2 separate regions of the Homo sapiens genome follow, and region 2 is linked to region 1. A link is an interaction called in ENCODE POLR2A ChIA-PET data of the cell type or tissue named here. Cell type or tissue: GM12878. All regions are shown on one strand.

Region 1 (4,000 bases):
ATTTCTTTTGTATAAAATAAAAATAGTAAATTTTTTCATAATATTTCTTTCATTAAACACAGGTTTAGAGTCATTTATTCTCAATTTCATCTAATAAAATAAAAATAGGATATTACGCTAATGTTATTATCTTTCATATGAATATTCCAAAGTCTTTTACCATGTTTCTATAGGAAGTATTTAGAAGCACAGGTAAAGTGATTTAACTTTCTTAGGACTATGTAGTCCAGGCAACATAATACAGTTTAATTTGCAGATCAATCAGTTCATTCATTAATCAATGTGCACTGTATCCATGTTGGTTAAGGCAGTGGCTCTTAACCAGAAGAATGCACCAGATTTTCTTGGGATGGCTTTTAAACAAGTACACCCAGGGACCTAAACCCTAAGATACCTTGTAAACAAATGCACCCAGGGACCCAACCTGTAAAGTATAGCAATTTGGAAGTAGACTATTAAAAAGCTCCACAAATTATTGTGATGCACATTCTTACTCAAGAAATCCTGCTTTAGCCATTGAAGGATAAAAAGGAAACAGACTTTGACACAATAAAATCGAAAAAAAAACATTTAAAAATATATAAAATAATATGTAATAAAATGTGGAATGTTCTGGTTCTGTGTGGGATAGAAATACTTCATTAGAAAGATTAGACTTAATCTGTACTTTCAAAAGTAGGTTGGAGCCAGGTGCGGTGGCTCACACCTGTACTCCCAGCACTTTGGGAGGCTGAGATGGGCGGATCATTTGAGGTCTGGAGTTCGAGACCAGCCTGACCAACATGATGAAACCCCATCTCTACTAAAAAAAAAAAAAAAAAAAAAAATTGCGAGGCGTGGTGGCGCATGCCTATAGTCTCAGCTACATGGGAGGCTGAGGCAGGAGAATCGCTTGAACCTGGGAGGCGGAGGGTTGCAGTGAGCCAAGATCACGCCACTGCACTCCAACCTGGGTAACAGAGCGAGACCCTGTCTCAGGAGAAAAAAAAAAAAAAACAAAAAACAGTATGTTGGCTTTTCAGAGCTGGCAGAAATACATGGAAAGAGAAAAAATATATAATATGAGCAAAAGCACAGAGGCAAACATAATTACTGTGTGGGAATCAGCAAAGAACAAACTGGTCACCTGAAAGTACGTTCCATGACTCTAGAAATGGTTTCTGTCTTACTCACTGCTTTATATACATTACTATTACCTGTCCAACAAATGTGAATGAATGAATAAACCAATCAATCTGTCAATAATGAGCATGGCATGTTCTTACAATAGAGTGGTGGGAAATAGGTACATACACATTTAGAACAAAATCCAATTATGGATGATTTTCAGAGCCAGTAAAGAAGGTAAGGCAGGGACCCATAAAATGAAGAGAATATTTGAGCTAGAGTCATTAGGGTATCATAACGACACGTATTAGAGAGGTTCTGCATTTGAAAGAAGAGAAGCCAGTTGAAAATGTGTTTCAGTAATACAGGTACGTAATAATCAAGGTCTTACATTATTTTCATAAAATTATGCATAGTGCTAAAAATAAGTCCTATTAGGAGAGTTCAAATATTATAAAACTTTTTGACTATTCGTGTTTAATACCGCATTTTAGCTAATTTGATGATTTGTTGTCCTTAAGTTGCACTTGTCTTTATTTCCTTTTCTACTCTCTTCTTCATTCTCTCATCTCTCTCCCTTTACTCTTGAACTTTTATATTTTCTCTGTCAAAGTATGTAGCTTAAAAATTAAATACTAGAAAATTCCAGTTGCTGAGATTGTGATTATAATTGGTTACATTCTAGTTGCACAACTTCAATAAGCTTAATTTATACTTTAATAATATTTTATAATGGATTTACCCTAGAATAATGTTAGAAGAATAAAAATGAAATTAACAAAAAGTTGCTTTTGATCAGCACAAGATGTTAATATTCTTAGATATTGTCTTGATATATAATGTTTATATTATAGTTAAGGTAGTGTAGGTAAATGCCAGAAATTTATTGTCTGTTATTTGAAAGTTAAAAAAAAAGCCTAGACAATATTTCACAACTTTGTTCATATTTTATAGACTGTTACTTTCTTCACTCATGCCTTATTAATTTCCCATTAAAACTCTAACTCTTAGGAATATGATTTAATATATATCTGTAGAATACAGGTATTTCACAAGTTAAGAATATGTGAAGTGATGATCAGGCAGTTATACAGCATCTGACAGTATATAGAATTAAAGCTGAGTCAGAAGCCAAAAAACATAATTAGGAGAATTGCTGGGATTACAAAAAAATAGGAAAGAAATCTAAGCCACAGATTAGCTTCAGTCCCACAATTACCTGAAACAAGACTGATGAAATTATCAGGAGAAAATAAAATATAAATCCATTTTCATGGATAATTTGATATTCAAAGTAGTCACTTTCACTCTTTCAGGCCATTGGGAGAATGATGCAACCAATTTAATGAATTACTACCCACGTTAACAGCCTAAAGGGGTGGGGGAGGATATATTTCCTCTGTTTCATATTACCAGGAAGTTTTAGCTACAATGAAAATCTATGTAGCAGGAGAACAGAAAACATATTTTTATGGTTTACGTAGGCTGGAAGCAACAAGAAGAACTTTTTTCTGAAGAAAGCAAAAAAAAAAATTGATGCCATATGCAGAAATTATTGCTGGAGTTTAATGGACTGAGATGGCCTTAGGAAGGAGGAAAAAATGACTATTAACTGTTTCTAATGATTCAAAACAACAGCTACCTCTACAAAAATTGTACTCTACCACTGCTCACTAAATACGCTCCTCACCATCACCACTCCCCATCATGCTTGTGCTGACAACATCCATGAATTAAACAATTGACATTTTAAAAAAAACCCATGGTTACCTGAAAGCTGAGGTTTCTGTCTTCCTATGCCAATGTTCCTAGTTTTGGATGAGATGAGGAAAAATACAGTTGTGCATGTAAAAGTTACGTTCGCTTGAATGTTTGCATATTTTACATTTGAGTGCAGGCATCTATCAAGGATGCAAACCAAAGTGAAGCAAAAAGAGTATTTAAATCACGCGTGGATCTTAGAGACAGAGAGAGACATCTACTGGTCCATTTACTACCAATCCCAAGCGCCTCCCCCTCCACTGTAATTAATGTAACGTTTTCTCTCTTTACAGCTGACAGCCAAGAGCATAATTAGAGTCTAATAAAACACAGAAAAGTCACAAATGCAAAGTGGAATAAACAGTAAACAGTGAGGGAAGAGAAGATCCCGGAGTGTGATGGCTGGGTAATGTCTTAGATAAACTGTGTGCACATTGACACTGTCACGCTCTCGGCAGCCCCAAGTGTGCTGGTAGCCTGGTGCAGACAGACAGCTCGAATTAATCCCAAGAGAAGCGCATGACAGGCGAGTGAAGCAGACAATTAGAATGAAGGAGGAAATTGGAAATGGCAAAGGTGTGAACATATGTCAAATTACAACTAAATGATAAATTACAATTCTGTCATTGGAATAAGCGGTAATTAAGAAAGATTTCAGCTATCCTTCTTGAAAAAAAATAAGAGAGAACCACGTTTTTCCCCTCAGTTTAGATTTGTTTGCTGAATTGTTTCCATCCATCTCACACATGGTGCTGTATCTTCCTGACTTTGGAGCTGCATTATTTGTGTACATTAAGGATAATTCTTTTCTTTCCTCTTCTCCATTTTCCAGACTGGCAGAATAATAGTGTTAAAATGAAGAGGAAGCTGATAGTATCTGATATAAAAACCTGCAATGAGATTTAAAAAAAAAATAAAAAAAGAGAGGTTTGCTGCTGAAGCTGCTGCGGCACTCTAATTATTTTAAACAAGCACTGCACAGTCCAGCTGACAATTAGGAAAGCCTGCTCTATGGCTTGGGGGAGTCATATGAAACCTCATAATCACTGTATACACGTCCTTTTCGTTTAGACAGTAATGAATGTGGGTGGGGTTTCTTGGCAGTTTTTGGCCACTTAACCACAATTTAAAA
Region 2 (4,000 bases), 1.1 Mb after region 1:
AAGGATATACGGTACTGGAACCCTATATACTGCTGGCAGGAGTATAAATTGTCACAACTTCTTTTATAACAATCTGGAAATACTTAGTAAAGTAAAATAGTTATACAACTCATAATTTGACTAACAGGTATATAAGTATATATACTATCTATAGAATAGTTATACAACTCAAAATTTGACTAACAGGTATATAAGTATATTTACTATCTATACAGAAAACTTTAGCATGGACCCAAGAAAGCTACAAACAACCTATCAACAGGAAAACAGTATTATAGAAAAGATGATTATAAAGCTATAAAAATGAATAAATCAGAATACACATATTATTGTTATACCCTAAAACAAATCCTTCTCATTTTCATGCAGGTGTTTGTGATTATTACCTTACAATCTATAAGTAATGGCCAATACATTTCTAATCACCACACTCTGGTCCTTAGGTCTCTTAAAAAATCCCTGAATCATACAAAGCCATATATACAGGTGGTTCTTAAGAATATCTTCCTGATTAACCAGCATTCCTATCACAAGTCGAAGGAAGACCTTTGACTTTCCCACTACCATCACTTTTTTTTTTTTTTTTAAGAGAGGGTTTCACTCTGCCACCCAGGCTGAAGAACAGTGGTGTGACCATAGCTCACTGCAACCTTAAACTCCTGGCCTCAACTGATCCTCTTGTCTTGGGCTCCCAAAGAACTGGAATTACAGGGATGAGCCATCACCTATGCTTTCCCAGCTTTAATTTGGAGCAAAAGCCTCTACCAGTGTTTTTACTACTAGTAGCTAACATCAGTAGCAATCATCATCATTGAGTTAATATTATTAAGAACTCACTATGGGGCCAAACACCTCTGATCAACTCATTCAATACTCACAATAACCTTGTAGGGTAGGTAGTATGATCATACAGATAAACAAACAGGCCTAGAGAGATTTAGTCACTTGTCTCAGGTTATAAAGCTAATAAGTAGGACTATATATTTGATTGGGGAGGTCAATGAACCAAATTTATAATTAAGCACAAAATAAACATATCAATACTACATTAAGACTGAAGAAATTTTGAATTTAAACTGAATCTAGTCTTTTAATATTTTCCAGACAGGTATTCTAAATATTCACTCAATGAGATGTAACACTGAAATAACCCATTACATGTGGGCAATATGAATAAACTGGTGGGAAGACGAGATGAATTTTTGCCCAGGGAAGCTCAAACTTTGAGGAAGGCATTATTAGGAGTGCGGGAGATGCTATTCAGGCTAACGGTCTAGACAGCTGAAGGTCTGAATAATGATGGTATACTGATGAATCACAAGCTAAGTGGATAGACTACTACTTAAACAGTATTCTGCTGCTTAAATGTTCTTCTAAGTACACAGTTGGCTCAGTAACTGCTCTGAACAAGTTTCTTGCTGTTACAAGACGAATCATAGAACAGCTAAAGTATCCACACACGCCTATGAAACAAATGTGACACACATACACAATGCATTAATTTATTCATTTCACAGTTATTGATCACCTACTCCATGGCAGGCATTAAGCTGGGTAGTCAGAATGTATCAGTGAACAAAAGAGACAGAATACCTGCCCTCATGAAGTCTGCATTCTAGCTGGGAGAAATTAACAATAAACATAATAAATAAATTATACAGCAGGTTACAATTTGGCAGGTGTTATAGAAAAGGGAAATAAAGTATGAGAGGGGGAATGGGAGTAGGGTTAAAAGTTTTAAAGGATGATTGGCAGATACTATGAAGAAGATGAGTTAAAGGCAACCTAAGGAAGCCATGTGCATACCTGGAAAGGAGTGTTCCCAGGAAAGGACACAGTGAAGGTGAGGGCTTGAGACATCAGTGTGCTTTGAGCACCAGAGTGCCAGTGTGGAAGTGAAGAAGCAGAAGGCAGAAGGAGAGTTGGAGATGAGATTAAAAAGATAAATGGGACCAGGGGCTGGCTTTCATTTTAACAGGGTCATGTCTGAACATCAACCATCAAGCAGAAAAAAAAAAAAAAAAAAAATCAGGTAGAGCTATTCCATAAGCTATCCCATAAGCAATTGGCATGATTTCAGCATTCTTAAAAACATCATTCAATTTAGTTATTTTCTTTGATAAATAACTAACTTATATGCAATTTATGGTGTATTCACACACACACACACACACACACACACACACACACACACACACACAGACTCTCTCTCTCTTTTTCTCTCTCTCTCTCCAAGATCAGTCAGGTTTAAAAAAGTAGTACAGATCTCTAATTGAAAATGGCAGACAGAATGCAGGTCTATTTCCTCTTTCACTTCCATTCTAGCCACACTGGCTTCCTTTTTGATACTCACACATGCTAGGCCTATTTCCACCTCAGGACCTTTATACTTGCTGTTTCTTGTTGGACTGCTCTTCCTCTAGATGTCCACACTACTTGTTCCCTCACTTCCTTTAGATCTTTACTCAAATAACACCTTTTCACTGAGATCGTCTCCCTGTCTAAATTGCAACAATCCTAATATCCCCTAGTCCCATTCCCTGCTTAACTTTTCTTTGACATACTTACCACCACCTGACATTTTACTTGGGGTTTATTTTGTTTATTGTCTGTTTATCTGACTAAAATAAAAGCTCCAGAGAAATATCTGTCACTTTTTATCACTGCTTTACCTGCAGTACTTACAAGAACACCTTGCAAATATACAGGCCTTTAATAAATATGTACTGAATGAATGAACAGTTTGGTGAAGGCCTGGTGAGGACACAATGAGGTAAGTTAGAAACACTGAAGAAGACTTTGTGGTGGATAGACGTGAGAAAGGGGGAATGCTGCAAAATGAGGATAGAGAAGTAAGCGGAGGCCAGATCACACAGGGTTGAGTAGCAATGTTAAGAATTTTGTATTTTATCTTTTAAGCAACAGGAGACCATTAAGGTGTTCTTGTACAAGAAAAGCATCTGCAAATTTGTGTTTTAAAAATATCAATTTGGATATTGGATGGAGTATGAAACTTAGGTAGGCAATGGTGAATGCAGGGTGAATAATGAATTAAGGGACTACCACAGTCTAATTCTGTTTTATTAGTAGAAGAACTACCGTACCTGCCAGATTAATACCACTGCAGAACATCTGGAAATCCAGACACATCCAGAGGAGCACAGAAGTTTGGCAGGACTTTAAATGGAAAACTACAGAAGCTTCTTTTGTTTTTACCTCCGTTCCTCCCCTTCTCTCTTTCCTGTCAATAGGTTTGCTTTTTTATTTTTTTCATAATTTTAAATTAGTAGATGAATTAGTAGTGCCTATTATACCACATCATAACCAGCAGTTTAGTTCTTGATTGCCCCAATCAGACTAAAAACAACTTTAGGGAAAGAACCATACGATAATAAAAGTACCAGTCTTAATTATAACAATAATTGATTACTACATGTTACACACTATTCAAATGCAGTAACTCATTTAATCTCAACACAAAGATAAGAAGTAGATATTTTATGTTCTCCATTTTACAGATGAAGAAAATGAGGAAAAGTATCTTTCCCAAGGCCCAAGGTCACATTACTAGAAAGTGACAATCTCACTCCCAAACCCACATTTTCCAGTCACTTATTATGAGGCCTTGATGTCACATCTATATCCCATCTGTCTTTATATACCCAACACCTAATATCCTGCCTAGCACATAAATCCTTAATAAATGTTTAAAGAAATAAATACATGCACCTTAGTTTATTCTCTAGCTCCTCTACTTACGTCTCTGTTTTTGTCTGTCTCTAATTCATTGGCTTCTTCAGCATTACCCTCATCCACACATTTCCTACAGGCTGCATCCCCTAAGCTTTACAGAACTTTTTCAACCTTTTGCTGTTGGGTCAAACAGCATACCTATTTAAGTACCTGGAGAGTTAGAAAACCTGCTTTCATGGTTTCCACAGGCATTCTCATTCTTAGCATATCACTTTAGAAGTGCCCATTTTAACCAAGAATGTATCCA

The links. Peaks named below come from ENCODE experiments on the same cell type or tissue, not always from the same donor. Only the 100,000 strongest peaks of a DNase experiment are listed, where the experiment ranks them.
Region 2: POLR2A ChIA-PET joins it to region 1 with 9 read pairs; 1 of 35 experiments calls an interaction of 5 or more read pairs at or near these places.

What each region holds. Positions count from the first base shown.
Region 1 is chr4:104,391,381-104,395,380 of GRCh38, forward strand. LOC105377350 (a long non-coding RNA gene) reads right to left here and starts at 3,031. Exons shown (of 3, transcript XR_939033.3): 1 at 2,878-3,031. In GM12878, no CTCF peak of the experiment used is centred here; a DNase peak (open chromatin) is centred at 3,995.
Region 2 is chr4:105,441,437-105,445,436 of GRCh38, forward strand. The region is part of intron 5 of PPA2 (inorganic pyrophosphatase 2); the gene reads right to left. Among named protein-coding and RNA genes, the nearest start is that of PPA2, 31 kb to the right of the region's middle. In GM12878, no CTCF peak of the experiment used is centred here; a DNase peak (open chromatin) is centred at 2,322.